Regions from separate parts of the Homo sapiens genome. Here region 1 is linked to region 2. The links are chromatin loops, found by intact Hi-C in ENCODE. Cell type or tissue: heart right ventricle. All regions are shown on one strand. Each heading gives the region's core, and the rest is flanking DNA. Links, peaks and the distances in the headings are about the cores only. Region 1 overlaps LOC105374510 (a long non-coding RNA gene). Region 2 has its middle 520 kb from the start of LINC02438.

Evidence for each region. A loop is a pair of places that touch in the nucleus more often than their neighbours do. Peaks named below come from ENCODE experiments on the same cell type or tissue, not always from the same donor. Only the 100,000 strongest peaks of a DNase experiment are listed, where the experiment ranks them.
Region 1: a loop joins it to region 2, with 14 times the contacts of the local background. A loop is called at or near these places in 4 of 110 quality-filtered maps.

The regions. Positions count from the first base shown.
Region 1 is chr4:18,727,644-18,743,801 of GRCh38, reverse strand. It overlaps LOC105374510 (a long non-coding RNA gene), which reads right to left. Exons shown (of 6, transcript XR_001741602.2): 3 at 5,488-5,572. Among named protein-coding and RNA genes, the nearest start is that of LCORL, 710 kb to the right of the region's middle. In heart right ventricle, for the core only: no CTCF peak of the experiment used is centred there; a DNase peak (open chromatin) is centred at 9,141; H3K27ac peaks cover 2,218 bases.
Region 2 is chr4:18,926,887-18,943,044 of GRCh38, reverse strand. No RefSeq gene overlaps it. Among named protein-coding and RNA genes, the nearest start is that of LINC02438, 520 kb to the left of the region's middle. In heart right ventricle, for the core only: a CTCF peak has its summit at 8,621 (motif pointing right); no DNase peak of the experiment used is centred there.

The sequences.
Region 1 (16,158 bases), core at 5,345-13,344, 200 kb after region 2:
TCAGCTTATTAAACAATGATTGGACATCTTTTCTAAATAAACACCTAACAAAAATTCTTATAAGTGTTTAATACATATAGAATACCCTACAATAATGTTTTTCTAAAAAACTATTTATAAGAAACATGTACTTAAGAAAACATATAAACCAGATGAGATTGAAAAAGAAAATCTATTTCAAGTTTATTTAAAGCCACTAGCAAAAATAAAAGCAATATGGGCTATACGTCTCTGTTCCAAGAACTGTATTAGGTATCACCTAATTTTCAAAGTTATCTTGCAAAGATTCCTACAAGGTAGGTGTCGTTTCCATATTCTTTTTACAGACTAGGAAATTGTACCTTTGAGATTATTTTATTTACTAAGATTTATGTAGATTTATGTTCTCACTGTACTTATACTAAGCTTTTATGGGATTTCTCAGAATTAAAGCCCTCTTCACCTAGGGACTTGACAAAATCTGGTGACTTCTAATATTACAAAGAAGGAGCAAAGCAACTTTTTAGCCAAGAATAAATTTCTAGGAAGGATTATTTCCCATTGAACCAAATATCTGTGACAAAACCAAATAACACATCAAAACTCTGAGATTTCAGATTAGAGAGGTGACATGCATTGTAGCCTTAACTTTCCTACTATTCCACTGAATAATTATAATCTACTTTTCAGATGATCCGAGAAAGGAACTGCTTCACAAACACGATGACTAACTCTTTAATTTTTAAACTTTTTGGATTTTGTTAATATTGTATTTTACAGTTCAAATTAAAAAATCAGAGCCATTGCAATATTTTGTCAGTAATTTCTGAGCCATGATAAGCATAAGGAAGGTTCAGTGAGCTCACAGTACAGAACGGTGGATCTCTTGCGGAGGCAGTTGCCATGCATGTGGGTGATTGCAGTCACCCTAACACAGCTGAGGGCTATGGAGGTGTAGGGTGGGTTGGTCATTGCCAAGTACAGTTTTCTACTGGCTGGTGGTAACTAAATGACCTGGAGTACAAATATCATCGTTACTCAATTTTTGTGAACTCAAGCCCTCCTGTCATCACTGAAGAACAGCTTCATATGATTTTGAAGAACTACCAGATTCAAGCTGTGTCAGTATTCCAGGTTCACATAAAAATTTAACTCAAACCTACTGGCTTAAAACAACAGAAATTTATTCTCTCATAATTCTACAGAACAGAAACCTAAAATTAAGATGTCCTCAGGGCCACAACATCTCCAAAGGCAATAGGTGAGAATCTTTTATTGCCACTTCAATCTTCTAGTGTCTCCAGATGTTTCTTGCCTTGAGGCTGTATGAGTCCAGTATCTGCTTCTGTCTTTACCTGGTTTTCTCTCTTGTGTGTCCTCCTCTTTGTCTGTTATAAAACCAGGTGATACTAGACTTAGCAACTGTTCCTAACCTAGTATGATTTCTTCTTGAGATCCTTAACTTAGTTATGTCCATGAACAACCTTTTTCAAATAAGTTCACGTTCACACATTGGAAAGGTTAGAACATATTTTTTGGGGACCATCGTTCAACCCACCAGATAAACCTAGAGTTCAAGATCTCAGGCTTTGGAGTCGGGTACTCCTTGGTGAAAATCTGGTGTTCAGTTACCAACTGATGACCCAGAGCCCTTTTTCTCATCTATAAAATGTAGGGGATAGCGTAAGCACCTATGTCCTGGATTTGTAGTGAAAAAAATCACATGATAGAAATAGTAAGATTCATAACATTGCATCTGATATGAAAGTTCTCTATTATTACTAGCTATTTCATCAATAATTCATGTTATTGGAGATGTTTGAGCCTTGTACAGACAATAGCAGCAGGCCAGCATCCAGTCGGAGAAAATCTGAAATGTGTACATCATTGGCCTCTTGCTCCAATTGAGCTAATTTTGTAAGATATCTCAAAAATAATGGAAAGTTAATGATCATCCAGGCCAATTAACCAGATTCCAAAGATGATAAAAATAATGCTGAGAGACAGAGAGCATGTTTATCCATAAATACACAGAATGTTGGCAGCACAGCAAAAACTAGAACTCAGGACTTCATGCTGCCGATTCAGTTCCTACCTTTGTATGCTATTGCTTGTTAGATAAATCATTACCGGCAATTATCTTCCTCAACATAAAGAGAAATGTGAATCTTGAAAAAAATAAGTATTTTTCATTTTAGATATTTTTCCAGGCTAACTCTGTGTGATGGTTAATTTTATGTGTCAGCTTGCCTGGACCATAAGGTGCCCAGATATTTGGTTAAACATTATTCTGGATGTGTCTGTGAGGATGTTTCTGGATAATATTAACATTTGACTTAGTAGACTAAGTAAAGCATATTGTTCTCCCTAGTGAGGATAGACCAATTCCCTATAACAAATCAGTCTATGTGTGTGTGTGTGTGTGTGTCTGTGTGTGCGTATGTATATATAGTGTATGTATATATATGTATGTGTATATATATGCTATATACTCTGTGTGTATATGCTTATGTGCTCTCTATATATACATATATTATCTGTGTGTGTTTATATGCATACACACATATATAATTATATACTTTGTGTGTGTGTATGTGTGTGTGCACATAGTCATACACTATATTGATATTTTGGTCAACAATGGACCAGATATGTGACAGTGTTCCCACAAGATTATAACGGAGCTGAAAAACCTCAATCACCTAGTGACATCTCAGTGATCCTGACCCTGTGTAGGCCTAGGATAATGTGTGTGTTTGTGTCTTTTTTTTAATAAAAAAGTTTAAAAAGTAAAAAATAGAGAAAATAGAAAAATAGAAAAAAAGCTCATAGAATAAGGATATAAAGAAAGAAAATATTTTCTAAAGCTGTATAATGTATTTGCATTTTAACCTGTTATTACAAGAGTTAAAATGTTAACGTAGTTAAAAATAGTTAAATGTTATTACAAAAGAGTTAAAATGTTAAAATAGTTAAATGTTAAAATAGTTAAGTGTTAAAATAGGTAAAAAGCTTATAAGGTAAAAAAAGTTAAATAAGCTAAGGTAAATTTATTATTGGATAAAGAAAATTATTTTTAATCTAATGTAGCCTAAGTGTAGCTGCAAGTGTATAGCAATGTCCTAGGCCTTCATTCACTTATCACTCACACATTGACTCATCAGAATGACTTCTAGTTCTACAAACTCCATTCATAGCATGTGCCCAATACAGATGCACCATTTTTTATCTTTTATATTTATTGTACCCTTTCTATGTTTATATATGCAGATGCTCACTATTATCTTACAATTGCCTAAGTATTTAATATAGTAATGTGCTGTACAGATTTGTAGCCTAGGAGCAATAGGCTATACCATATTCATAAGTTTGTGGAAGAACACTCTATGATGTTCACACAATGACTACATTGCCTAATGACACATTTATTGGAACATTATTAAGTGACTCATGACTATATATAAGCATATATGTATATATATATACACTCAATGTCCACATATATACCTATATATTCTATATACCTATTCTCTCTGTACATATATCTACACAATATCTATATTCTCTTTATACATATATATTCTCAGAATATGTGTATATATATGTGTATATATTCTGTATACATATATAGATATATATACAGAGAGAATATATATATGTATGCAGGACATATATTTACACAGACAGTGTATATATATGTATATATACGTAGACACACAATGATTATAAGAAATTGTCATATATACATTGTAATGGTTAATTTTATATTTCAACTTGACTGTACCATGGGGTACCCAGATTAAATACAATTTCTCCGCGTGTTCATGAGATTAGCATTTGAATCAATGGATTCATTAAAGTAGATTGTCCTCTGCTATGTAGGTAGGTATCATTGGTCCACCGTGGGCCTGAATAGAACAAAAAGGTTGAAGAGCAGAAATCTGCCCCTTTTTCTTCCAGTATGCCTACTTGAGCTGAAATATCATTTCTCTTGCCCTTGGACTGGTATCTACACTGTTATCTTCCCTGATCCTCATGCTTTTTGACATGGACCAGAATTACAACATTGGCTTTCCTGTTTCCTGGGTCTCCAGCTTGCAGATGGCAGAACATGGGACTTCTCAGCCTCCATTAGCATGTGAGCTAATTCCTCATAATATAAATTCATGTGTGTGTGTGTGTGTGTGTGTGTGTATGTGTATCCTTAATATATTAATATATTTAATTAATATTATATATTTTATTAATATTATTTACACTATATTACTATTATATATACTATCTTAATATAATATATACTGTTATTTTAAATATTCTGTTCCTCTAGAACCACTCTTGGTACCAAAACCTGTGTTATTCAGGATTCTCCAGAACAATAGGATAAATATATCCTTGTTATTGATATTTGTAGCCAAGGATAATCATTTCAAGACAATCATATAAACCTCTTTGTTTTTACTTTAAAAACCTTTGTCTCCCTTTACATTCCTGAATATGCACATGGTTTACTATGATATGAGTATTCCCACTGCAATGCTTTATTCCTCAATAAACTAATAGGATATATATATCCTCTTTGTACCAGGAGTGGTTCTAGTGGAACAGAATATTAGGAATAAGTTTCCTAAATTGGTTCCAGATTTTCTGAAATTGGGTCTCTAATCTGACTAGATTTAAAGATAGTAATGACTCTACTATTAGTAGTAAAGAAAGCCCTGATAATCCATGACATGATATAGAAATAGAGATACACCAACATGTAACTCTAGCCTAGGAGAGCTGCAGGTATGAGACACACAGCTGTCTACCACAAAAGCTGCTGTGTAGGCTGTTCCCATTAAAGTCACAGGAGCTGGGCTGCCTTGGGGCCTTAGGGATCCAATCCCACCCCAGTGTGTCTGGGAGGGTAGACATGGAACCAAGAAAGATTATTTTAGAGTCTTATGATTTAATGTTGTTTGTTCTGTTGGAGTTTGGACTTACTTGGGGCCAGTTATCTCTTTCTTCTTGCCTGCTATTTCTGCCTTTTAAATTGGAATGTTTATTCTATGCCTACTTCACCATTGCATTTTGGAAATAGATAACATGTTTTGATTTCACAGGCTCAGAGCTGCAGAGAAATTTGCTTCAGGATGAATTGTACCTTGAATTTTATCCATGTCATTTAGATAAGACTTTGGATTTTGGAATTTTGAGTCAATGTTAGAATATGATAAGATTTTTGAGGCTTTGGGATGGAATAAACATACGTTGTACATAAGAAGGACATGACTTTTGAGGGACCAAGGTTAGAATACCCTGGTTTGAAAGTTTGTAAGTTAGAATACCCTGGCTTGAAAGTTTGTCTCCTCCAAAACTCATGTGGAAATTTCATTGCCATTGTGAGGCTATTGGGAGGTGGGACATTTAAGAGGTGTTTAGCTCTGAAGGTTTGTAGCCTCATAAATGAACTAATTCTGTTTTCATGGGAATGAATTCACCCCCTCTTTCACGCTGTCTTTCTCTTACCTTTTTGTCTCTATGTGAAATGATGCAGCAAAAAGGCCCTCACCAGGTGTCAGATCCTTGATCTCAGACCTCGCAGCCTCTGGAACTGTAAGAAATAAATTTGGTTCTTTATAAATTACTTAGTCTTAGATATTCTGTTATAACAATAAAAATGAACGAAGACAGTTATCCAGAAGGCTGTATTTGCTCTGAATCAGTATCCAATATCTGGTACTGTTTCTCCAATAGCCAGGATTCATGGGTCTAGGAATCAAGGGATGGAAATGGGACTGACATCACTCACTATTATTTCTAGTGACCCACTAGCAAAATTTTTGTTTACTCTTCCCACAATTATATGTAATGCTGGCTGGCCTAGAAGTGTTAGTTCTAGAAGGACGAATGCTTCCACCAGGAGACACACAATGATTTCATTGAACTAGAAATTAAGATTGCCACCCAGCCATCAGGCTCATTATGCATCTGAATCAACAGCAAAAAAGAGAGTTATTGTGCTGGCTGGGGTGACTGACTGACTACCAAAGGGAAATTGGAATGTCACTTCATAATGGAGGTAAGGAAGAGTATGTCTAGAATACAGGAGATTTCTTAGTATTATCATGTTCTGAGATGAAGGTCAATAAAGAGCTACAACAACCCAATTTAGCCAGGATTAATGAGGAGTAATCATCCTGCTAATGAATTTCCAACAGGTTAAAGACCAACCAGCTACGGTGCTTGCTAAAGGCAAAGGAAATTCAGGGTGGGTGGTAGAAAAAGGTAATTATAATTACCAGCTATGACCACATGAATAGTTACAGAATTAAGAACTATAATTGTCATGAGTGTTTTTCCTTACATCATTATATGTATATATATATACAGCAAATATCTGTTTTCTTCCCACTGTTATTCATTTCTCATATAGCATACAATATTAACATCACATCATAGTTTCAGTATTGTTATACATAATAGTATTTAGTTACAGAATACCAAGTGGAAGAGTAAATACCACTCAAAGATTTTATTTCTTTTTTTCTTCTAGAAGGAGCTAGTGCATTTTTGGTTGTACTAGGATAGTCATATCATGTAAAGTGAAATTATGATTTTGTAATTACCTTTATTTGTAGATTAAGTATAGATGTATATGAATAAAGTATAGATGTATATGAATGAATAAATATAAATATAGATGTATATGAATGAATGAAGATGTAGATGAATGCAAATTTGACAAGGGGTGAAGTTATGATTGTTTACTTTATGTGTCAACTTAACTGGGTCATGAGGTGCCCAGATATTTAGAATAACATTATTTTTGGTGTGCCTGTATGGATGTTTCTAGATGAGATTAACATTTGCATAGATAGACTTAGTTGAGGAGTTGGCACTCCCCAATGTTTGTGGGCCTGGTCCAATCTGTTGAAGGCCTGAGTAGAGTAAAAAGCTAAGTAAGAGATAATTCACTTTCTCTGCCTAATGGTCTTGAGCTGAGATATCAGCCTTTTTCTGTTTTTGGACCTAGACTGAAACCTACACCATTATCTCTCTTGGTTCTTGGGCCTTTGGGCTACAGATCCTGGGACTTCTCAGCCTCTGTAATTGCATTAGCCAATTCCTCAGGATAAATCAATCTCTCTCTCTCTCTCACTTTGTGTATCAAACTCTCTTTCTCTCTCTGGCTCTATGTGTAGGTGTGTATGTATATGTGTGTGTGCATTCTATATGTATTATATATATCCCCTATATTATATATAGATATATCCTAGGTATGTTCTCTATGTATATATATCTTATTGGTGAATCTTGACTAATTCTCTAGCATTCAGGCCTTTTTATTCACATTTGATTTTAATATAGTTATTTTTCCATTTATCTTATCTCTCTTTTAGAGTACATGTTCCTTGAGAACCTAAAAAAGGTCTTTCCCCACAATGAAATGTTTTTGATAGCAGAATGACTGTATCTATAAGACACAGCATAGGGCCAGGCACATAGTGAGTTTCAAATAATCAATTATTGAATGAGTTAATATTCCTAACTTATTCTCACTTAATAAATATTTATTAAGTTGGACATTGAGAGACGCTCACTGTTTAAAAATTCACTTTTATATATTCTACAGAGCATGCTGCACATGGTTAACGTTCAACATGTCTGTTGAATGTACAACATAAAGAGTTTTGAAAGATTGTAAGCTGGTAACCTGATTTCCTTCAAATTAAGATAAGGCTAAGCTCATCTTAAATTACCTTGATGGTTCTAATGCCACTTCTAACATACTTCTAACATTTCACTTGGTAAATTTTATTTTCGGAGTTAAAGATAGTATATGAGCCAATGTACTAAAAATGAATTATGACACTAGTTTGGCAGCTATAAGTAACTTCAGGGCTATGCCAAAAGTACTTTTTAACATGGCCTTTCTAGCCTGGAATGAGGAAAGGTCTGCTGCTGTGGCATATTGCTGGACTTTGGAGAGTATATAATCACTTCCACAGAACTTCTAGAACAAATGGCAAGTGTGCCACTAAGCTGGTTGATACTGAGTCTGGGTGCCAGTCATGGATTATATTAAAAGAAGCAATTATAATAGAACAGCCCTATTACAAAGAACAGCTCTTTGGCAATTATAATAGCAATTATAATAGAACAGCTCCATGGCAAAACCCCATCTCCACTAAAAATATAAAAATTAGCTGGGCATGGTTGAGCATGGCTGTAATCCCAGCTACTTGGGAGGCTGAGACAGAAGAATCGCTTGAACCCAGGAGGCGGAGGTTGCAGTGAGCTGAGATTGCACCACTGTACTCCAGCCTGGGTGACAGAGCAAGAATCCACCTCAAAAAAAATAATCAATAATAATAATAGTAGTAGTAGTAGTAGAACAGCTCAAGGCAGAACCACCTGGAGAGGAAATCCAGACTGCTTTTCAGGCCAAGGTACCAAGATGTCAAGTTTACTTTTATTTCAATGGGCATGCTCATAAAACAAAGCTAAAACCAAATTTTTTTTTAAAACCCAGGAGATAGTACAGTAAGCAGAGTATATTAGTTTAGGACTGATGTAACCAAGTACAACAAAGTGGGTGGCTTCAATTACAGAAATGTATTTTCTCACAGTTCTGGAGGCTAGACGTCCAAGATCAAGGTATTAGCGGGACTGAACTCCCTCTGATAGCATTAAAGAAGATTTTTCATGGAGTTCTCTTCCTGGGTGCGTGTCTCAGTGTTGACATTTCTCCATTTTAGAAGGACACAGTTATATTGGGATAAAGAGTTCATCCTACTCCAGTATGTCTTCATCTTAACTAATTACATCTGTAACAAACCTATTTCCAGATAAGGTGTTATTCTGAGATAGTGAAATTTGACTTCAACATCCAGGAAGTGGGGATTAGGGAGGCACACAATTCAACTCTTAACACACAGTAACTGCAGCAATAAAAGACAGGTGTCAACCAGACAAGATTTTTGGATGGGCTTGGTAATTCAAGGTTCTCTTATTTCATGCACCAACAGCCTCATGTATAGGTTGGCTGATCTGGTTTGAAAGCTGAAGGTAATTTTTAATGCAAGGTTCTGTGAGGGCACAGTCTCTCTTTACTCACTCCAGTGGCAGCCTGCTGAGCTGAACTAAGAAACCCAAGCCAACCATACCAAATTTGAAAATGCAGGCACAGGGCCATTGGCCAGAACAAGTTCTGTGCTTATCACCTGGACAATTTGACAGACATTAAAGAGCAGGATTTGATAAATGTCAAAGAGCAGCGGGCAAAAAGCCTGACGTCTTTTAGAAGAAAGACATCATTCAATTATTTGTCCTCACTCTGAAGCTGATTTTTTCAGGCTGCTTAACACTGTACAGTTTTAGCTCTTTGAAATAAAGCACTTAGGAAGAGATTGCATGTTGTTTCAAACTGAAAGAGACACTGTGCTGCTTTCCCACTCTTTCTTGAACTAATGTGGCTATTTTCCAACATTAATAAAAAGTTCTATTTCTGCAAAAATAACCTCAAACTGCATTCTCTCTCCTGAGTTTCAAGGATTTGATGACAAACTTGGCATACTAAATTTTGTAGATCCCAAAATTGATGTTGAACACAAAGGAAAGCCCAGTGCCCTTTCCTTGTATTCCATGGTAATACAAGAACATGATTATTTTTGGACTGAAGCCACTTAACGCAAGCACAGCTGTGAAGGTCTTGTCTCACTTCCAGAAGATAGTCTTTATATTCCAACGAGTATCCAAAAGTCAGAGAAACCAAGCTCAGACAGTATTATTAATATGAAATATTATGTCACACTTGGTTTTCAAAGATAGTAAATCCACCAACACCAGTAAAATTAAGTAAATATTTGAAGTCTGAAGTTAACATCTATAAAGGAGCCAGGAAAAATGAAAATTTCAAAATTTTGGTTTAAGAAATATCTTTTTAGTAATTTTGTCCCTGACCATTAAAGATAAACTATATGTTGACTACAGAGGTGCTATTTATTCAGTGATAAAACTTTCATTTAAATTGAAACTGTTAAGGATAAATATCCAGTCCTGTGAAAATGACTGAATGATGGAGCAACATGCATCTATAATGAGGTTTTAGATACACCCAATCTGATCGTGTTACTCTCCTACCTAATGTCCTGCCAATGCCCTGTTGAATGCAGGACAGTTTTCAGTCAGCCTTTAAGAACCCGGCCTTTGGTCTACTATTCAGCCTCCTCTCTATACTCATCTCCAAGTCACTAGCTCTCTTCTAGAACCACATTACACTCACACTCTTCCCTGTTTTGGTTCCCTTCTTTAGAAGCCTTGTCCATCTTCATTCCAGGGCTTGGTATCCCACGAAACAAGTCTCCAAAATGGGTTAAGATGCTTGTTTTAAGTGCCATGCTTTGGTTACCTGTTTTGCAGCTGTTATCATACATTTTGTAACTGGAGTTTACAAATCTATCTCCTTCACCAGCTGAATGGTCATTGACAGCAGGGACTAAAGCACTCATATGTATTGGACAATAGATGTTTACTAAATAATTATTCGAATGAATAAGTGAAAGCTACTGTAAGATTTTGATTGACCATATCACACGTATGAAATAATAATCAAATGTGGTTGCAAAACATAACTAAAATAATTAAATATTATTCATAGAAAAATTATGTTCAGTATATGAGGAAATAGCTGTGCTCCATTCTGTACTGAATTAGCGATTCTCCAGGGGGTTTTCCTCAGTTTTGGACACCATGCTTTTTAATGACTTTTTTTGTTTGTTTTTACAAACAGTGCTAAGTTTCTTTATGAAATCCTGAAAAAAATTATTTCAAATATTGAATTCCCTAGTATCCAGAAATAACATTTGTTGATTATTTTTGTTTCTATTTTCCAGTCTTCTTCTAAAATTTAATAAGTATCAACATTTCAAAGGAATCGTAACAGATGAGACTATATTAATATAATGTTTACATGATGGTAAAGAATTGAGAAACAATTACTAATACTAAAAATGGGAAAAGTGGCTTTTATTAGAGGCACAATGACTTTTTTTGTTGCAATACCTAAAAGATCACCATGCAGAAGAAGAATTAAGTTCAAATCCATATCTTTTTTAAAAGAAAACTAGTATCAAAGAGGTAAGGTTGTGGTAGCTATATTTCAGCTTCATATATAAATGATAGTATTTTTTAAAATTACAACTTTGTAAAAATCAAAGTAGCTTCCTTTTCAGGAAATACATTTCTTTTACCTAGAGATAATTAAACTGAAGCTGGTTTATTACTTGGTTGATAATATTAGAGAAGTGACACATACATCAAATTATTCCTGGAGATAAACTCCAAAATTCTCCCAAATATAATATTTAGTGATGATGTGACAATGAATTTTTTAGATTATTGAGAATAATTTCAAGTAAATTAATTTCTTATATTATGGGCAAGAAATAATACATTAAAGGCAGATAAGTCATTTTACAGAGGTTCAACAAATAGAGATTATATTTATAAAATATTACATTTAAAAAGAGAGATATATATGTGTGTTGTTGAATATATATAGTGAATATACATACATATATGTGTATGTGTGTATATACATATGCATTCATATATATCTATGATATATACATTTACATCTATGTATGCATATATATACGCATATACACATATGTATGTATGCATATATCTATATATACATACACATGTATGTGCATATCTATATATATACACATAAATATATATGTATGTATATTCAACAACAGCCATATAATCAAATATTCACTATCATGCTATTCATAGTAGCCTCTATCTGGAAATGATCCAAGACCCCTCAACAGTAGAATAAGCAAAAATTATATGTTTACACAATGAAATGCCTTATACCCATGATAATAACAAAACACCACTATACATAACAGCATGAATGAATTTCACAAGCATCAAGTTTACCAAAAGACACAAAAGAGTAAATATTACAATCAGGCAAAGCTAACGTGTGGGGTTTGAAATGAGGATGGGGTCAGACTTGTGGATGAGTTTTTACTCAAAAGAAAAATCTGGGGCCTTCTAAGGGTGGTGAGTTTCTGCTTTTTGACATACGTATTTAATCTGTGAGAATACATTGAGCTGAGTACATGACATGTACATTTTTCTGTGCACAGGTCTTACTTTCATACAAAGTTTTTAAAAAAGACTCTACATTTATTAGTTTTCTGTTTTCAATACTACAGAAAAAGCCATGTGGCAAAGTTATGATATTTATATTTTAAAGAATTCAAAGTTCTCAGTCCTTGATTCCTTAAGAGGATCTAAAAATGTGAAATGTTTTTAAAATTATCTAAACACTTATGAATTAAAAAAAGTGTTTTAGAGATAAACATTAGCAATGAACTCTGATTGCCTTGATGTATATCTTCTAATTTATGCTGAAATCCATATATAGTGGTGTAAAAATTAATGATATATATATTTTAGGTTGGTTTTCATGCTGTTTTATAAATATGTTAGTTTATTTGTCACAGGAATATAGTTTGTCACAAATAGTTTATTTGTCACAGGAATTTCTGTCCAGCAGAAATTGAACCTCCTACAATTTTTAAGCATTTTCATTTTTGAATAAAAATATATTAGCCATAATACTGGGCTTCCACAGGGCCTTCCTCTTACTCAGTAAAGCAGGTGCACTGACTTATCAGACCACAGACCACACTCATCCAGATAATCTCTATGCCAACAGGAATTTAACTGCCAGCTCCTTCAGATTTTCCAAAGTCAACAAAATAGGTATGGATGTTACTCCTGGAACTAAAAATTAATATTGTGGCATGTAATTAAACAAAAAATAATATTTTTTAAATATTAGCACCTTTGCTCTATGAGAGTGATATGGTTTTGACAGGTGAAGCTAGCTGGGCCTTTGGGTCCAGTGAGGACTTGGAGAACTCTTCTGTCTAGCTAAAGGATTGTAAACGCACCAATCAGCACTCTGTAAAAATGCACCAATCAGCTCTCTATATCTAGCTAAAGGTTTGTAAATGCACGAATCAGCACGCTGTAAAATGGACTTATCAGCACTCTGTAAAATGGACCAATCAGCAGGACATGGGCAGGGACAAATAAGGGAATAAAAGGTGGCCACCCATGCCAGCAGCGGCAACCCACTTCGGTCCCCTTCCACGCTGTGGAAGCTTTGTTCTTTCGCTCTTCACAATAAATCTTGCTGCTTCTCACTCTTTGGGTCCGCACTACCTTTATGAGCTGTAACACTCACCGCGAAGGTCTGCAGCTTCACTCCTGAAGCCAGCGAGACCACGAACCCACCGGGAGGAATGAACAACTCTGGACGTGCCACCATTAAGAGCTGTAACACTCATTGCAAAGGTCTGCAGCTTCACTCCTGAGGCCAGTGAGACCACGAACCCACCAGAAGGAAGAAACTCCAGACACGTTCGAACATCTGAATGAAAAACTCTGGACACACCATCTTTAAGAACTGTAACACTCACCACGAGGGTCTGCAGCTTCATTCTTGAAGTCAGCAAGACTAAGAACCCACCAGAAGGAACCAATTCCAGACACAGTTTGACTGTGTCCCCACCCAAATCTCATCTTGAATTGTAGTTCCCATAATCCCCATGTGTTGTGGGAAAGACCTGGTGGGGTCTTTGAATCATGGGGGTGGTTATCTTCACGCTTTTCTTGTGATAGTGAATTAGTTCTCACAAGATCTGATGGTTTTACAAAGGGTTTTCCCCCTTCTGCTCAGCACTTCTTTTTGCTGCCACCATGTGAAGAAAGATGTGTTTGCTTTCCCTTCTGCCACGATTACAAGTTTCCTGAGGCCTCCCCAGCCACGAGGAACTGTGAGTCAATTAAACCTCTTTTCTTTATAAATTACCCAGACTCGGGTATGTATTTATTAGCAGTGTGAGAATGAACTAATACACAGAGTTTGGCATATGCTTTCTGAAAATATCCAGATAGTAAATATTTAGGCTTTGCATGTCATATGCTCTCTGCCATAACTACTTAACTCTGCTTTTCTAGTGTGTAAGCAGCCACAGACTATAGGTAAATAAATGAGTGTTGCTGTGTTCCAATAAAACTTTGTTTACAAAAACATTGAGTCAGCCAGTTTTGGCCCATTGGCTGTAGTTTTTCCAAATCCAGTTCTAAGAGAATAAAAAGGTGTTTTGATTTGTTTTATTTTGTTTTTTCCTTTTCCATGTGGTTAAGAAAGCAGTAGAGTATCTGTTGTTCATCATTCAGCAGTTGCTAATCTGGGATAACCAGATCTTTGAATTTTCTTAAACTTTTCTCAATATTAAAGTTTGATGAAGACAATATATTTATCTAGTATGCACTGACTAACAGAAATGTCAGTCTTCCATACTTTTCACTAGAGTTTCCCCATGTTCTTCTTATTGAAATATTTTTGCAGCCTTTTTTTCTAGTTAATCCACCCCTTAAAACTTTGCCTAAATTTCATATCTTTACAAAAGCCTTTCCTGTGCCCGTGGGTCATCTCTTCTCACATGACACCCACTATTTCTCTTTTTTATCACTTATTATAGTTCCTAAGCAACTTAGAGCAGTTGGTAATATTTCAGAATCTAAAGCCAGACATCTAGGCTTAAATCTCAGCTCTGAATTCATTACCTTTGCAACGTTTAACAAGTTGTCAACCTCCCTATGCCTGTGTCTTTGTCTTTAAAACAGAAATAATAATAGTTACCTACTACATGGGGTTTTGATGATTAAATGGTTAAATGCATATAAAGCATTTATAACAATGCCTGCACACAGAAAAAATTATGAGTTAGCCATTGTTAGTAACAGTGAAGTAAACAGATAATTTATTCATTCACTTAAAAATATTCATGAAGCAACTACTACATATTGAGTATCCTTCTTTATCATATAAACTCCATAAATGTAGAAATTGGGTTCCCATAGTTTTCTATTGCTGAATAACAAATAGGCACAAATTTCTGGCTTATAACAATACCAATTTATTAGCTCTTAGTTCCCTAAATCATAAGACACCCAAATCTATGCTAAGGGTATCACAAGACTGACATCAAGGTATTGGCTGAACGAGGTTCTTCTCTGGGGACTGGGAGAAAGAATTCACTCCTGAGATTATACTCTCAACCTTACTATCAGCAGATTTCATGTCCTTACAGTTGAAGGACTGAGATTTCTTTCTTGTAGGCTTATAGCTGAGTCCTATCTCAGCTCCTATGGACGGGAGATTTTGTTTTTGACCTAGCAATGAAACATTACATCCCCCTCACATTTTATATCTCTCTGACTTCTTCACTTACCACTAGCCAGAGAAAACTCTGTAAAAACATTAAGAGCTCATGTAAAAACATTGAACCTACATGGATAAGTCGGAATAAACTCCCTACTTTAAAGTCATTTGTGCCCTAAAGCATATTATCACAGGAGTAACATCTCAGTGTATTTACAGGTTCCAGGAACTAGGACAGGCCATCTTTGGCAGCAGCGAAAGAGGAGTGAGGGGAAGGCTTAAAATCCTGTCTACAAAAAAACACATAATGAATGCTCAATAAATATCATGAAGGAAAAATAACTTAGCCATATTACTGTGCTTCCAAAAGGTCTTCCTCTCACTCAGTAAAGTAGGTTTACTGACTTAGTCCACAGACCACAGTCATCCAGATTATCATGTTGACCAGAGGCTTTCATTGATCAAAAATAAAGTTATTTATTATTTCTGAATAATGTCTTCTGGATGGACAAAAAAAAATTCCTAAAAATATAATTTGTGGAAGAATACTTTTAAAAGATTCTTTAAATCCCACTTTGTCATGCTATATTATCTTTTTGATATGCTGTTGAATTCAGTTTTACTAGTATTTTGTTGATGATATTTTTGCATTTATGCTCATCAGAGTTATTGGACTCCATTTTCTTTTCTTGTAGCATCGTTATCTGGCTTTGGTATGAGGGTAATTCTGGCCTCAGAAAATGAATTTGGAAGTGTTCTATCATCTTCAATTTTTTGAAAGAGATTGAGAAAAACTGACATTATTAATTCTTTAGATGTTAAATAGAAATGACTCATGAAGCCACTTGGTCCTGGGTTTTGGTTGTTGTCATACAGAGGTGCCTGATTACTCATTCAATCTTCTCGTTCATTGTTGGGCTGTTTAAGAGTTTCTACTT
Region 2 (16,158 bases), core at 5,114-13,113:
GCACTTCAAATGGAGTGTTTAATTAAGAGACACAGTTTCTCCCTTCACTCATGGTCTAAGGGGGAAGAAAAACATTCAATGATTAAAAAATCAAATTACATAATTCCAATGTGGAATTTCATACTTTTTGTAAAAATAAACAAACAAACAATGCTGCAGTGAGCTGTGGTCATGTCACTGCACTCCAGCCTGGGCAACAAAGTGAGACCATATCCCAAAAACAAAGAGGTAATGCAAGAAAGAATATTAGTGGTTGGCCTTAATATTAGAATATCAGGAAAGTCTTTCTTTTGAGGTGACATTGAAGCTGGAACATGAGCAACTAATAGGAGCCTATCATGTGCACATGTGGGAAAACCATGTTCAAGGCATAGGAAAGAATAGGTGTGGAGGCTGCAAGGTGCAAAAAAGCCTGGTACCTATGGGAGAGGAGAGAGCCAAGTGCATGGGAACAGTTAGGGCTGAATTTGTTGGGCTTCCTCTGGGGGCTGAATCCTCTGTGCTTCTTTCTCTCTTACTGTGTCTTAGACCACCATATGATTGTCTGTTTGCTGATGTGCTTCTTCTCTAGGGCTGATGTCAGGGGCTGGGACTTTCATTTCTGTAAATTCATGTTGCCTATTACAGATCCTAAAATACTGTAGGTATTCCATAATGCTTATTCAATGGGTAAAGGGACACTAGCCCCTGGTGTAAGATACTAGAAGAATAAATATTTAACTGGTGGAAAAATATATAAGTTGAGTTAAACCACTGTCTTTCAGTTATATACTTCTTTCATCCAGTATATTAAAAACCTTTTATCTAACAGGCAGCATAATGGTCCTAGGGACAGAGAGAAGAATTATACAGTGTGCCTACTTTATATGATCTCAGAACATAGTGGGAAGCAGAATAAGTAAATGAACAGATAGAGAAGTTTGTTTTAGGTTTTATGACAAGGTGACAAGCATACAAGTCACACAAGGGTATCTGTGAAGGCTTTCTGAGTGTGGTTTTTACTTTTTTCTATAATCAATATTTATGTTTTGAAACTAGAGATAGCTCAAGAAACAGTGGCTGCATCTGTACAGCGTGCAGATGATTGCTGGAGAAAATAATGGGAATACAATTTAAAAATACAGGACTTTCACCCTTAAAATATTTTGAAGACATCCATAAAGAATCCTAGAACAAGATATTAATTCAAAGCATCTTGAAAATTGTATTGGAATACTGTATTAGGGTTCTCCAGAGGAGCAGAACTAATAGGATAGACGTGTACATAAAGGGGAGTTTATTAAGGAGTATCGACTCACACGATCACAAAGTGAAGTCCCACAATAGGACATCTGCAAGCTGAGGAGCAAGGAAGCCAGTTCGAGTCCCCAAACCTCAGAAACAGGGAAGCTGACAATGCAGCCCTCAGTCTGTGGCCGAAGGCCCAAGAGCCCCTGGCAACCCACTGGTGTAGGTCCAAGAGTCCAAAAGCTGAAGAACTTGGAGTCCTATAGTTGAGGGCAGGAAGCATCCAGCATGGGGGAAAGATGGAGGCTAGAAGACTCAGCAATTCAAGTACTTCCAACTTCTTCCTGCTTTTATTCTAGCCATGCTGGCAGCTGACTAGATGGTGCCTCCCCAGATTGAGGGTGGATCTGCCTCTGCCAGTCCACTGACTCAAATATTAATAGTTTTTGGCAACACCCTCACAGACACACCCGGGAACAATACTTTGCCTCCTTCAATCTAATCAAATTGACACTCAATATTAACCATCACAAGTACTAATATGAGGGGATATTCATGGATACCATGGAAAACTTCATGAAAGAGGTGGAATATGGGTCCATTTTTAATAGGGGAAGGAATACTAGAAACAGCAAAGAGTAACAGGAAGACATAGATCATATCTAAAAATAGTAAATAGTTAATTTAGCAATTTGTCTACATTCAAAGAGGGATAGTATCTTATTATTCTTATTTATGTATGGGAAAATCGAGGCTCAGATAGGTCAAAAGTGATGTTTTTTCAAGGCCACAGAGTGACTACAGAACAAATTTACATTGTGTAACACAAAGTCCAGTGTTACTTCCATATGATTGTTTGTGAATTTCCAGTGCAGCCCTCTGGGTAGGTAAAAATCATGTGTAGGAATCAGCAAATGACAGTTCCAAACCATAGATCCAAACTGTCTTGGGATCTATAAATAACTTATTCAATATGTGCCTGCAATTCTGCCTTTCCTCAGCACTTTTCCCGTGAAACCCATAGGAAACAAGGAAACTGAATAGATGATCAGTATTACGAACTAAACTGTGTCCTCCTTCACCCAAATTTGCATGTTGAAATCCTAAAACCAAATGTGACTGTATTTGGAGGTAGAGCCTTTACGGAGGGAAGTATAGTTAAATGAGGTCATAGGGTAAGGCTGCAATCCAATAGAATTGGTTTCCTTATAAGAAAAAGAAAAGACACTAATGAGAGGAAAGACTATGTGAGGAAACAGCAAAAAGGTGGCAATGTGCAACCCCCAAAAAGAGGCCTCTACAAGTACCAACCTTGCCAGCACCCTGATCTTGGACTTCCACCCTCCAGAACTCTGAGAAAATAAGTTTCTATTGTTTAAGGCACACAGTCTGGTAGTTTGTCACAGGAGCCCAAGTATTAATCTATTAATCTATTAGGTTGGTGCAAAAGTAATTGCATTTTGTTTTTTTTAACCATGAAAAGTAATGGCAAAAACTGCAATTACTTTTGCACCAACCTAATAGATTAATAGATGAAGAGGTTGTTGGTGGTGATTGGTTTGTGTGTAATTCAAAAGTCAAGTCACAAAGAGGCTACTGAAATACCCCATGATAATATTGGTGCACCCACAAATTAAACACCTGGGCAATGGACCAGATGGACTGCAATGGAATAAATCCACAAGAGGTTCCAAGATACAGGAGAGATATGATTCTGAGCAACCTAACATTCAATTATGAGTCCTCTCCTGGTCTCCTGCCCTTTTTCTTGATCTGAGGCCACTGTGAACACTGCTTCTCCTCTCTAACTCAGGTTCTTAAGTCGTCCTAGAAAACGTTCACAGAAAGAATGGCTAACTCTATTGTACAAATGAAGAAGTTGAAGAGGGGGAGCAAGCCGTCCAAGGTTATGGATCCAATAGGTAGTAAATACCCCTTAACTTATTTCCATTCATTTCCTAGCCTGTTGGATCCTTTCTATGTATCTCTGATGTTGGTTCATAAACTCTAGCTGTGGGTCAACATTGTTCTCTAATATTTCTCACTACCTGTAGAAAACTCTATGAATATAATGAATCTTTTTGCAGTAGATTTCACGTCATAACCAAATAAAGGTTATTCCAAGGAAGCTCAAACCCTTGTTATTCAGCCTGAGTTCATCTTAAACTAATCAGGGAAAACAAAATAGAATCCAAGCAGAAAAGAGTCAGATAGAAGAATTAATACTTTATAGAAGCTGCCAAATCTTTCCTTCTTCAAATGTAGAAACTGAGGCCAGAAAGGTTATATGACTCTCGCAGAATCACATAGCTACTTAAAGACATTAAATTTATGTGCAAGTGTCTTACAGGAAAGAAATATTAAGTTGAAGAAAAGAAGGAGGTACAAAACTTTTCTTAGTTTTTAATTCAGAAATTTTGAAGAAAATTTTGTGGATGGCTCACAGAAACCAGAAATGTATTGAGAGTTTTCTATATACCCCACAAAATATTTGACATTAGGGAACCTATAGCCAAACAGTTTTAGTCTAATCCCAAATGTGAAAATAGAGCTCAATGAATTGCAGCAGTAATAATCCTAGGTGTTCTGCAGACATTCCTACAAGCCTGTCTTCCCTAGTCCCAATCTCCTCATGCACTCCCTCCCAGGCTTGTAACCACATTGCAGTCTAAATGGACGGTTTATGCTTGCAAATCTTATTTCATAAATTGTCATATCTAAGATTTGCCTCAATTTAAAGTGCACGACCTCTACACTTTCCTGTACTTTCCAATTTGGCAATTCTTTCTAAAATAGCAATCATATTTTTCTGACAGGATGTGTTTTCTTACAAACCCCTGTTGTGTATTGTCCCTTTTCCATTTCGGCCCAATACACATGCAGAGCTTCTCTTATTACTTCTATATTTGTGAACTGAAACACTGAGAGTGAATTTACTACTCAGTCAGCCATGAATCCCCCTGAGTGTGGAAGAAAAAAAACCTACTTACCCAGAAACTCTCCATCTGCCAGTAGCCTCGGGAGATCATTCTTACACTTTCTTTCAAGGAAAGAGTTGGTGGTGGAAGGTGGGGGTGGAAGGAAACCAGTGGGGCCCTCTACTTTTAAAAATTATATCAAGAAGCCCAGTATTATACATTTTTGTTTGTTCTGCTTCATGGAGAAAATCTGACCTCATAGAACTCAAACTCTCACCTTCAATGAACTCTAAAGTCAACCACTCTGTGATTCACTCCAGGGGAACTTAAGTTGGTGGGATGTAATTTAGTGTTCCCCAGCAGGAAAGAAATTTAACCAGCCCTCTGTGTCAACATAGCAACCCCCTAACAAAGAACTTGGTCAATCAAAATTTTGCCTTTAAAAAAAATTAACTAAATAGACTCTGTGTGTATGTGTGTGTGTGTGTTCATATGACTAAACTCTTCCCAGTTTTTCATTGTTAGCTGTGACCATTTGACATCAAATGCTTTGATTAGATCAGGAAAAGAGAAATAGCATTAACTGAAATGCGACTATGAGCTGGGCGCTGAGCTAGAATGCGTCTAGCTATGTTATCTAATATATCCCTTAGTAGAATGTTCTCAGAAAATTTATTAACTCCTCTATCTACCTCATAAAAATGAACTTCTTGAAGAATGTTGGAATGTAGCCTTTATCAATGCAATGAATCTTTAAATAATCCTGAATAAATATATTATTATAATTTTTATCCATTATTTGTAAGTCAATTTTTCTATAAAAACTAGAAATGTGTATTTATCTGTTTGGGTGATTTAAAAGTGTTTATCTTAGATCTGCGATTCTCAGCCTGGGGTGATTTTGGCTGATTCTCAGCCCAGTCTCCCACTCCCACTGGGAATATTGGGCAATGTTTGGAGACATTTCACAATTGTGGGATGCTACTGGCATCTGGCGGGTGGAGGCCAGGGGCACTGCTAAACATCCTACAGTGCACGAGGCAGACCCGCACAACAAATATTGTCCAGCCCAAAATGTCAATCAATATTGCCTAGGAGGAGAAGCCCTGCTCTAGGTATTTTCTTCTAGCACTTATTCATTTAATAGGCATTTATTTAAGACCGATTATGCACCAAGCATTTTGTTACAATCTGAGGAAACAAATCTAAGACAGAGCCCTTAACCTCAAGGATCTCACAACCCACTCAGAAGACAGAATAAAGACAATACGTAATTGTCGGGGCATCAGGAATGCCAGGCAGTGTACTAGAAAGCAGGAATACTATGGAGACCAACACAGATAGAGTCCTGACCTCAGTGAGCTTACAGTTTAGTGAGGAAGACAGAAGTCAAATAATCAGTGTTCCAAAGTTGAGGTGCAGACTGCTGTTAGACTATTTGACTTGAGGATCCCAAAAGGCTACACTGAGGAAATGACATTTGAAGGAAGTTCTAAAGGATGAAGAGAAATTCAGAAGCTTTGAAAAGGACATCCTAGTACGCGTGCAGGTGCATAAGCTGAGGAAATTGAAGGAAAGGTAGAAAAGCATGTTTACCTACTGAGATTAGGCAGGGGTCAGATGTGAAGTGTTGTGATAAAAGCTACTCTGTGGTTATAGAACAAATATAACAAATATTCTTAACTTGGACTCATTTCAAAGAGGAATTAGAGCTAGGACTTAAAAGTTGGGTTGTAGCGATTAGGGAGAAAAAAATTACAAGAGGTATTCCCGGCAAAGGAATCAGGGTTAGAGGTAGCATGGCCTGTTGGAAGAATGGTAAAGAGTTTGAAAGTCTGAGTGGGTAAGTGCATGGGTTAGAGGAAAAGGATATAAGAAAGGGAAGAGACTAGGATTGCAAACCCTGCTTTTTTTTTTTTTTTTGCTTTCCATTGTCTTGGTAAATATTCCTTTATCCCTTTATTTTGAGCCTATGTGTGCTATGTGTGTCTTTGCACATGAGATGGGTCTCCTGAATACAGCACACCGATGGGTCTTGGCTCTATCCAATTTGCCAGTCTGTGTCTTTTAATTGGGGCATTTAGCCCACTTACATTTAAGGTTAAGGTTAATATTGTCATGTGTGAATTCGATCCCGTTATCATGATGCTAGCTGGTTATTTTTCATATTAGTTGAAGCAGTTTCTTCTTAGTGTCATTGGTCTTTATATTTTGGTGTGTTTTTGTAGTGTCTGGTACCGGGGGGCTTAAAACCTAGATAGATGATGGGTTGATAGGTGCAGCAAACCACCATGGTACATGTATACCTATGTAACAAATCTGCATGTTCGGCACATGTATCCCAGAACTTAAAGTAAAATAAAAAATAAATAAATAAATTTTAAAAATGGGAAGAAACTGGTCTTCCTCTTCCTCATGTTTCTTTGTGTCCTGGCTAAATATGTGAATGGTTTAAAATGACTTTTTATTTCCTCTCAACAGAGGTCGATGATTCCTAACAGGCCCTTGTTTATAAGTTTTATGAACTTCAAGGAGCCTTTTACCCCAGGCCCAGGTAGACCTTGTCTCAGCAGGGGACTGATTGATGAAATGAGATCTTAGCAAGACCTTGGCCAGTCCCCTCCGCCCTGCCTTTCTCTTCACAGCCTTTCATGACTGATTGCACTCCCTCCGCTTCAAGCTACATTTCAGTGCAAAGTCTCAATTTGCTTCAGCCTTCATGCTTCTGCACTATCACTCAATTCCCGGCTTTTCAGAGCCCAGTGGCTTTTTGATTGCTGGTGTTCTTACAACACTTTTGGCAAATCATTCAGCACCTCCCACACACAGCCAGCTCTTCACACACAATAGGAGTGCATGAAATTCAATTCACAACACTACAGCTTACACATTCCAAACTCACTGAAGAGATAAGCCTTCCAATTAATGATCTCCTTGTGTAATTGCTTTCCCTCGCTTACCCAGTTCACTTTTGATCGTGCCCTGTTACGAATTCCCTCACCTGCTTACACGGTGAGTTCCTTTCAAAGGGAACCACTGGGGGCTGCAGGAAGTGGGCTGGGTAGTTGGATACATGGTGAGATGGGTTTAGCTGGATTTTTGGCCTGTCATCTTTTAGCTTACACCTCCCTAACTGTTATATCAGGACTACCTGAGGTCTTCTTTCTTGAACTTCTGACAAGTTGTTTCCTTTGTTCCTTTTACTTCCTTTTAAGAGACTGTCCATTTTGAAGAGAATTGAATCATTGATCTCAATCTGAATGCCCCTGCAAGTCTGAAATCCAATGGTAGGACTAACCAGCTGATGACTGGTTTCCCATGGACAGAAAGCAAGCTAGGATGTCAACGCTGTCCTGTTGTATTTATGTCTTATTTATAAGACATCATTCTTACGAGTCTCTGCATCATAGGCATCTGCATGTGGCACATAGTGGGAGCTTGGCAAATATTTATTACATGGCAATATGGATGAATATTTAATAATAATTGTAAACTTAGCTTAAGGATTATTTTTAAAAACAAGATGGCAGAGATAAAAAACAGTGATTTTTTTAAAAGAAATATATACAGAAAGCAAACAGGAAGAGACGATATGAGAAGCCAAAGGTTCTGATTCCATAAGGTTGGTGGGAGCACCTGATTCTGCAATTTACAAGCGCCCAGCTGACCTTGGTAGCAGGTAGCCCTTTAAATTCTTTGAAAAACACTTGTAAACAACAAAAGCCAGTCCTAGAGTCAGAAAACAAGGGTTCATGGCTGGGAATCCAGTTCATTTCCACTATTTGCTGGTTGAGAATGAACTGGACTGAGATTCCCACCTCCACAACCCCTGCCTGTGATGAAGGTGAATGACAACAGCATTTAGCATTAGTCTCTCAGGCTAAACACAGTAAGAGTGGATTGAGACAGGCATAAGAAAACAATCCCCAAACAGAAAAGTCAGCTGTTGTTATTTAACAAAACAGAGTGGACAAAATTCCATTAAGATGAAATAGATGATTTAAAATACATATCCAGGTGATAAGCAAACAGGATTAAGAGTTGATGACTGGAACAAGTTGTCTATTATTTGTATTTCACTTTATTTTTGGTGTTTAGAGGAAATGCCTTCAGTTGGTCTTAATGGGCTATGGAAAATAATAGCACTGGAAAATTAATGGTGTACCATAGCATTCTTGACTTCTTGTTTGATGTCACCTGTCATAATCTGTACTACATCATACTCATGTCTGCAGGTTGGTGAGGCATTCACTCTATGGACAGTTATACAGGGTCTTTAGAGAATGAATCATGTGAGTGAGAATACGTCATTGGAGTTAGAGCACAAAGGGTCTTAGTTTCACTAATTTTAATGACTTGGGTTTTTCTTCACTTGAGAGTGTAATTATCCCTGATCAGCAACTCTGTCCTAAACACTCTACTAAGGGGAAGGAAGTAGATAAAGAGGAGATACCTTTATTTCCTGTTTGCTGAATCGACTGCTGGATAGACACAAGGGGGAGCTGATACAATATATAAATGAGTTTCCTACGAAAATTCAGCAGTGGCTTGAAGGTCACATGCCAGCCACGTGAAATATTTCATTCCCATTAATTCATTTCTTTTTAATGAGCACTTTAGTGAATGTTTTCAGTTATTCAGGAACCATACACAAGGGAGGGTGTGTGTGTGTGTGTGTGTGTGAGGGAAATTCAAAAATCACCAAGTCCAGTTCTTCATCCTTCAAGGCAGGGATTTCCCAAGCCTGACATAAAACAGAGTGGGATATTTACCGTATATTATTTCCTGAACCAAAACAAATTCTTCTCTGACTTTCTTAATATTGAAGAAACAAGCTCAAACTATCACAAACTAAACTAAGAAAGGTCAAAAAGAAGATCCCTTCAGAGATAATTCATAGCATAAAATTAATCTGACTTTTCATGGGTTTCTAAACTTCCCAAGTGGAAGAGCTTCTAAATCTTCCGTCTCATCTTCACATTCCCGTATATAGATCAAAGAAAGCAATTCACATCCCTCCACATTCAAGGTAATTCTGTTAAGTTCTGTTTTTCAAGTTGCCTTAAATAGCAATATTTTGAAGCTAGTCCTTCTGTATCTTGATGGTCAAAAACAATCTTTCCCTGCCTCATCCAATCCACCTATATATCTACATCCACCATTCTCTCACCTGTTTGCTCTGTCATCAGACACAGAAGAGCAACACAAGATGCAATGCATGAGGGAGACTGAAGAAAGAGTAAGGTGTATTTTAATCAGAGCATTTCTGAATTCTCCCGCTTTTGAGAAAGGTCCAGTAAATGGCCTTCCTTAGGCTTCACTGGCTTTCTCTCTCTCATTGAGAGAAATCTGTCCCGCCCTGTGAATCCAAAAGCATTTTTTTTCCTCAAAGGCAATTGTGCTCATTATCTTCTATTACAGTGATTTACCTTCTTGTTGCCTTTCCTTTAGTAGATTATAAACTCCTTATAATTTGGATTATATTTTGATTTGTTTCAGTTTTTTTCGCATAGCCAAACACCATGTTTTATACAGGATAGCGGCGACATATATGATTGTTGCACAAAGTTGTGGGGCTTTACAATATAATTACAATAGCCTGAGAAAACTTTATCTTGGTAGTTGAAAAAGTTCCATAAATATGCCGAAGCATCTCTGAAGAGTTCCTGCATTTTATTACCTACATAAAAATATTTCTACCCCCTCCTGTCCACTATCATAACAGTACTGCCAGTACTGTTAGAATGGAACAGTACTTTTAGAATGGAATGTCTCATCATATGACCTCTGGAAGTAATTTGCCTGAGTTTGCAATTCCAGATAACAGTTCACTGCATGAGTAACCTAATAAAAAAAAAGTTCATTACTGCACTAGTAACCTAATGGGAAGAAAAAAAAAAAGCAAAGAAAGAATTAAGATCAATGGCAAGAGAACCTGAAGTAGTCTGTCACTTCAGATGAGCAATGCCATCATTAACCTTTAAGGTCCCATCAGCTATTATTGAAGTGTCACATACCACTGTGTCAAGATTAAATTAGCCAAACTATTACCTCATTATTATGCTAACAAATCACAAGCTATCTGAATTAATACTACATACACTGGAGACCCCCTTTGCCAGTTTACTAATAGTGCATGGATTTAAACTGTTTAGATGTAATGTATGAAATCAATTTTCTAGCTAGAAAAAAATTATCTGAAGCTACTTTCAGTTACAGTAAAGTCATGAACATATCTTGGACTAAATTACCAGTTGGCATTTAATTTTACAGCAACATGTTGAAGGAAAGTTGATGTTTATTGATTTTACTCTGGAATCCTTTTACTTTCATGTCAGAATTTCTCAGATATAATAAAATAAGTTTATACTTTATCTAAAGAGAAGGCATGCCTTTGAAAGCATCAAAATAAAGGCAATTTGTGATATAAAAGAGCATCCCACTACATGTCTTGTTTTGAAAAGGTTATCACCCAATCAATACAATAAAATATGTTGTACGAGATGTCACAGATGGCTGGTGGGAGGTGTGGGTTAATTCTAGATTTGTGTGATGGCTGAGAGAGAGCCAAGACTGTATCTTGCCTCAATCCAGTAAATATTAAGTCTTATAACAATGGCTCTGGAAGGGACTTTAGAGATCATCTAGTCCTGAAACCCTTGCCATTTCATGAATGAGGAAATGGGTTCAGAAGGTTTAAGTGATTTGCTCAGAGTTACAGTGCTTATAGCACTGTCAGCAAGCTGGGCCATTGTTGTATACAGACTGCTGGAAGCAAGAAATTGCACAGGAACCTTCCTCACATTGCTATCTCTAAAGCTTGTCAAAAAGCAGACCTTGTCAAAATTGAGTAATAGATTATATGCTATGGGGTAGGGCAAAAGGAAAAGTTTTGTGTTCCTGATTAAATATCTTTAACAATATAATTTAATTTGATTATTTCATAAGAATGTTCTTTGTGCTTTTTTATCATAACTGAACCTAGAGTTGAAAGGCTTATCTTTAATTGGTACCCAGACAATCCAGAACAATAAGTGCTGTGACTTTGACACGCCTACAAATGATTTATAACTGTACTTAATTTTAACACAATATTCATGCTTTGTTTTTCTCCCTAATCATTTTTATATAACAATAAAGCAAAATACAATAAATCAGTATTAAATTTACATCATTAAATATATCTTTGTGAAGTTGTCAGAGTAGAACTATTGACTAATAGCTAATGTCACCACAGAATATTTTGAAATTTTCACTTGTGATCTGTTATTAGCAAGGTCATAACTTAGTTATGAAGGTGAATTTACAGGTGTCAATCTCTAATATATAAAAGAAGTGATTGTTCATAAGGGGAAAGTATTGAAATTGAGAAAAATCTACATTATGGTAGAGTACATGCTAATAAACTAAGCAATATATTATTGAAATGAATGAGCATGTTCTTACCAAGGAACTCTAAAGAATTTTTTCAGAGCCTATGACCTGAAAACCTTCGGGTAAATGAATAGTAGAAGAGGAAACAGAGGGGTTTTTACCTTCCTTCTCTTCTGAATAGTGTCACTACACTCTCAAAAGATAAGCAATGGAAAGTCACAGTGGCAGCATTGTAAAATCTATCGTATTTTTGATATGTATGTAATACATAATGATAATATTTTAAGAGAACAGAGCATGCAAAGTACAACATAAAAAGAAAAATCTCAGGGAAAAAGGTAGATGCTTGTAGATATCTATATGTTGAAATATGTGGAGACTTAAGTTAAGGTAAAGTAGCCTCTGGGCCACCATGATGGACAAGGTAGATATGCATAGCCAGAGGACCTATTTTGCCTTTGGCTCACAGCAGAACAGTTTTGCTTTTATTTTTACATACTATAGTTCCAACTAAAATTGTGTTTGAAGACAGTATTTCTACTGATTTAGCCAAAATGCACAGTATTTCTCTGGATTTTTCATTTTTCATTTGAATGGTAGTAATCATGGAGAAACCCAAATTTGCTAATCACGAGTTTGAATCATGAGGATTTTAGTGGGTTCTTTTTTCAACTGTGAATCTAATAAGTAATTATGAAATACGAACTCACGTTTAAAACTCTGAGGATAATAGCTTTCTCATGTAAAGTGGTACAAAGGGTGGAATCTGAGAAGCATTTTTTTTTCATGATATGCTTTCATGCTTCGAAGTTATTCACTTCCTGAACCAAACCACCTGCTGATTAGATTGATAAAAAGAGAATTCCCCCCTCCTTAGGTAACTATGGAAGAAAATCAGTATGTAAAGCATAAAGTCATTTATGAGCTGCACCCGACAGAGTCACATCCCCTCTTGTTCTCGTGTGCCATGTCTGGCTGCCTTCGGCTGCCCTGCTCTCCACCCAACCCCAGGCCATCTGGGGTTGAATCACCAAGCCATAGTTGATTCATTCTTCTAGATCAGAGGGTCTTAACATGTGTGTGTTAGACCTTGTTGGCAGTCTGATGAAGCACATTTACTCCATTTCAGAATGATGGTTTTAAAACTGTACTATATAGCATTATCAACAAAAGCAGTTATTGAAAATGCTTAAAATAAAAATTTAAGATAAAGTAATCTATGTCTTTCTATTAATACTTCGAATAACAAGATCTTGAAGCATATCTAACTACTGCCATAATTTCAAATTAGTGGTGCGTTAAAAGACATTTTCATATGTCGACCTTAACTGTAATATGACAAAAAAAAGTCATGACCAATAGAAATATTGGTCACAAAGTCTCAGGTCTGCCACTAATATTGTCTGTGACCCTCTTTCATAGTTGATGAAAATGCTAAATTTCAGTTAGATGCTAGTGAAATTAAAGATGTATATTTTCTCATCCAAACGAATCAACTCCTGAATTAAATATGCAAGTTAAATTCTACATTATATTCAGGAGTCAACTTCTCGGATTATAAAATATTTGGTACCACCTCCCACATGAAGGCCAGGATAACCACCCTTTCTCAGAACTCCGAAGATAGCATATGTTTGCCTCTGTCAAAGAACTTGGCCCAGTGTATTAACATTTTATTATTAATTTAATTTTGTGAAGTACTTATTTTAAATACACAGGTAAGACACAAATATGTTCTTGTCACAATTCAAACAATATAAAGACTGTTGGCTAACTACCAGCCACCCAGCCATGGCAGATTGCCAATCTTGAATTCCATTCTCTTTTCCTAAGGGAACAACTATTATAATTATTGTTTGTATCATTTCAGATGTACATTTTAGGCATTTACATACATACACACATATGTGTACATATATTTATATACATAAACATCTATAAATACTAAGTGTTATGTGTGTATGTTTAAGAAATTTTTTAAAACATTAAGAATAATGTAACAAATGTTTGCATCCCAAACACACAAAATTAATAGCTATTATTATTTTGTAATATTTGTTCACAATTTTTAGGGATTGTACATTACAAATACAGATGAAGCCTCACATTAAGGTTTGAGATTCTTTCATTTTCATTTATCTATACATTATCTGGACCTTCAATTAAAAAATATATATATTATATATATAAAATGAATTTAATGCATGTTTGTATGTTAACCATGTAGATGTCCATTTTTCTAAATTTATACATATAGATGTACATAAAACATGGAGTTTTCATGTATGCTTAATTTTTATGAATTGTATCATATTATATATAACATTCTATATCATGTTTTGTTTTTCACTCAATTGTGATATTTTGGCCATCTTCCCATATCACTATTTAGAGATCGAGTTTATGTGTATCCGAAGTATTGCATAGTTTTTGACTCTATGACTATATTACATTTTATTGACTCCTAATCCTACTGATGAGTATTTTGCTAGTGTAAGCATCTTACTTATTATAAACAATAGCCTAGTGAGAAAATTTTTAGACATTTCTAGGTAAATGTGGGAAAGTTTCTCTATGCGGAATTGCAACAGAAGAGTTTGTATGTACTTATATTCAATTTTATTAGAATATGCCAAGTTACAGCTGGGCGTGGTGGCTCACGCCTATAATCTCAGCACTTTGGGAGGCCAAGCCGGGCAGATCGCCTGAGGTCAGGAGTTTGAGACCAGCCTGGCCAACATGGTGAAACCCCGTCTCTACTAAAAATACAAAAATTAGCCACGCGTGGTGGCAGGCACCCGTAATCCCAGCTATTTGGGAGGCTGAGGCAGGAGAATCGATTGAATCCGGGAGGCGGAGGTTGCAGTGAGCCAAGATCGTGCCATTGCACTCCAGCCTGGGGGACAAGAGCGAGACTTCATCTCAAAAAACAAAACAAAACAAAAAGAATATGCCAAGTTACTCTCAGAGTATGTCTATTTAAATTCTCAGCAACTAAGGATGATAATCCTATTTCTCCAAGTGTTTGTTACTGTTGTTATATTTTTATAAAAAAAGTATGGCATTATTGAGATATAATTGAAGTAAATTGCATATATTTGAATAGTAATCATTTTTACTATGTATATGCCTGTAAAATCAACCTCAAAATCAAGATAATAAACATTTCCATCATCACTCATGAGTTCCTTGTGCCTATATGTGATGCATTCTCCACTCCACCCCATCTCCAGGAAACCACTGACCTGCTTTCTGATATTCTAAATGTATATGGTCTAGAATTGTATATCTCTGAAATCATAGAGTATAAACTATTTTTTTGCCTTACATTTTTTCACTTATTGCAATAATTTTGAGATTCATATTGCTCTGTGTATCTGTAGTTTATGCCTTTAAATGGATAAGTATCCAATTGCCTGCTCATGGACATTTGAGTTATTCTAGTTAAGAGACACTACAAATAAAGCCACTATAAATATTAGTATATGTCATTATTCATACATGGTTTTAGTTCCTCTTAGGTACATAACTAGGAAGAGAATGGCTGGGTCACAAACTAGATATATATTTAGTGTCTTACACCACCAAACATTTGCATTTTATATTTTATCTTCTCTCCACTACTGCACAAGAATTCCAGTTACACCAAATCCTCAGTAATACTTGATACACTCATTATTTTTTATTTTAGCAAATCCAGTGGATGTACATGGTGTGCAGTGGTATCTGATTGTGGTTTAATTTGCATTTCTCTGATAACTAATGATATTTAGTATCTTTCCATGTGCTCAGTTGCCATTCCTAGCTCATCTTTTGTAAAGTGCCCATATCTATTGCCCAACTTATATTGGATGATTTACTTTATTATTGCATTGTAAAGTTTCTTTATATATTCCAGGAGCAAGTTCTCTGCCCTATATATGTGTTGTAAATAACTTTTACCAGTATGTAGCTTTCATTTTCATCTTCTTAATTGTGTACTTTAATGGGAAACATTTTTTAAATGTTAGTGAGATCCAACTTACTAATTTTTTTATATTATGCTTTATGCTTTATTCATTCTTCTAGAAACCATTGCTCATGCCAGCATAGTAAAGATTTTTCTTTTCTTCTAGATATTTTAATCTTTTACAATTACAGTTAAGGCTATGATCCATTTGAAGTTAAATTTTGTGTATAATGTGAATAAAGTGTATATTTTTATTATTTTACCTTTGCTTACTTGTATCATTTGTCCATCACCCTTTGTTAAAAATACGTTTATTTCCTCATAGCAATGCCTCATTTTCTTTATGTTGTAGGCACAATTCTGGACTCTATATTCTCTTCCAGTGATGTATGCATGTGTTTCATCTTCTCAGCAGTACCAATTTTTGTGCTTTCTAATGACCTATGTAGTAAGTCTTAAACTCAGTTAGGATAAGACCTTCAATTATTCTAGTGATTCCAAATCCTTTGCATTTCAAATCCTTTGCATATTTTAGAAGCAGATTTGTCAATTTATTTTTAAAAATAGGTAATCAAACTTTGTCACTTTAATATCATTTTATTGAATCTTTAGAAAGATTTTAAATTTTGACATCTTAACAATAGTGGTCACTTCAACTCATGAGTATCATATATCTTTGCATTTATTCAT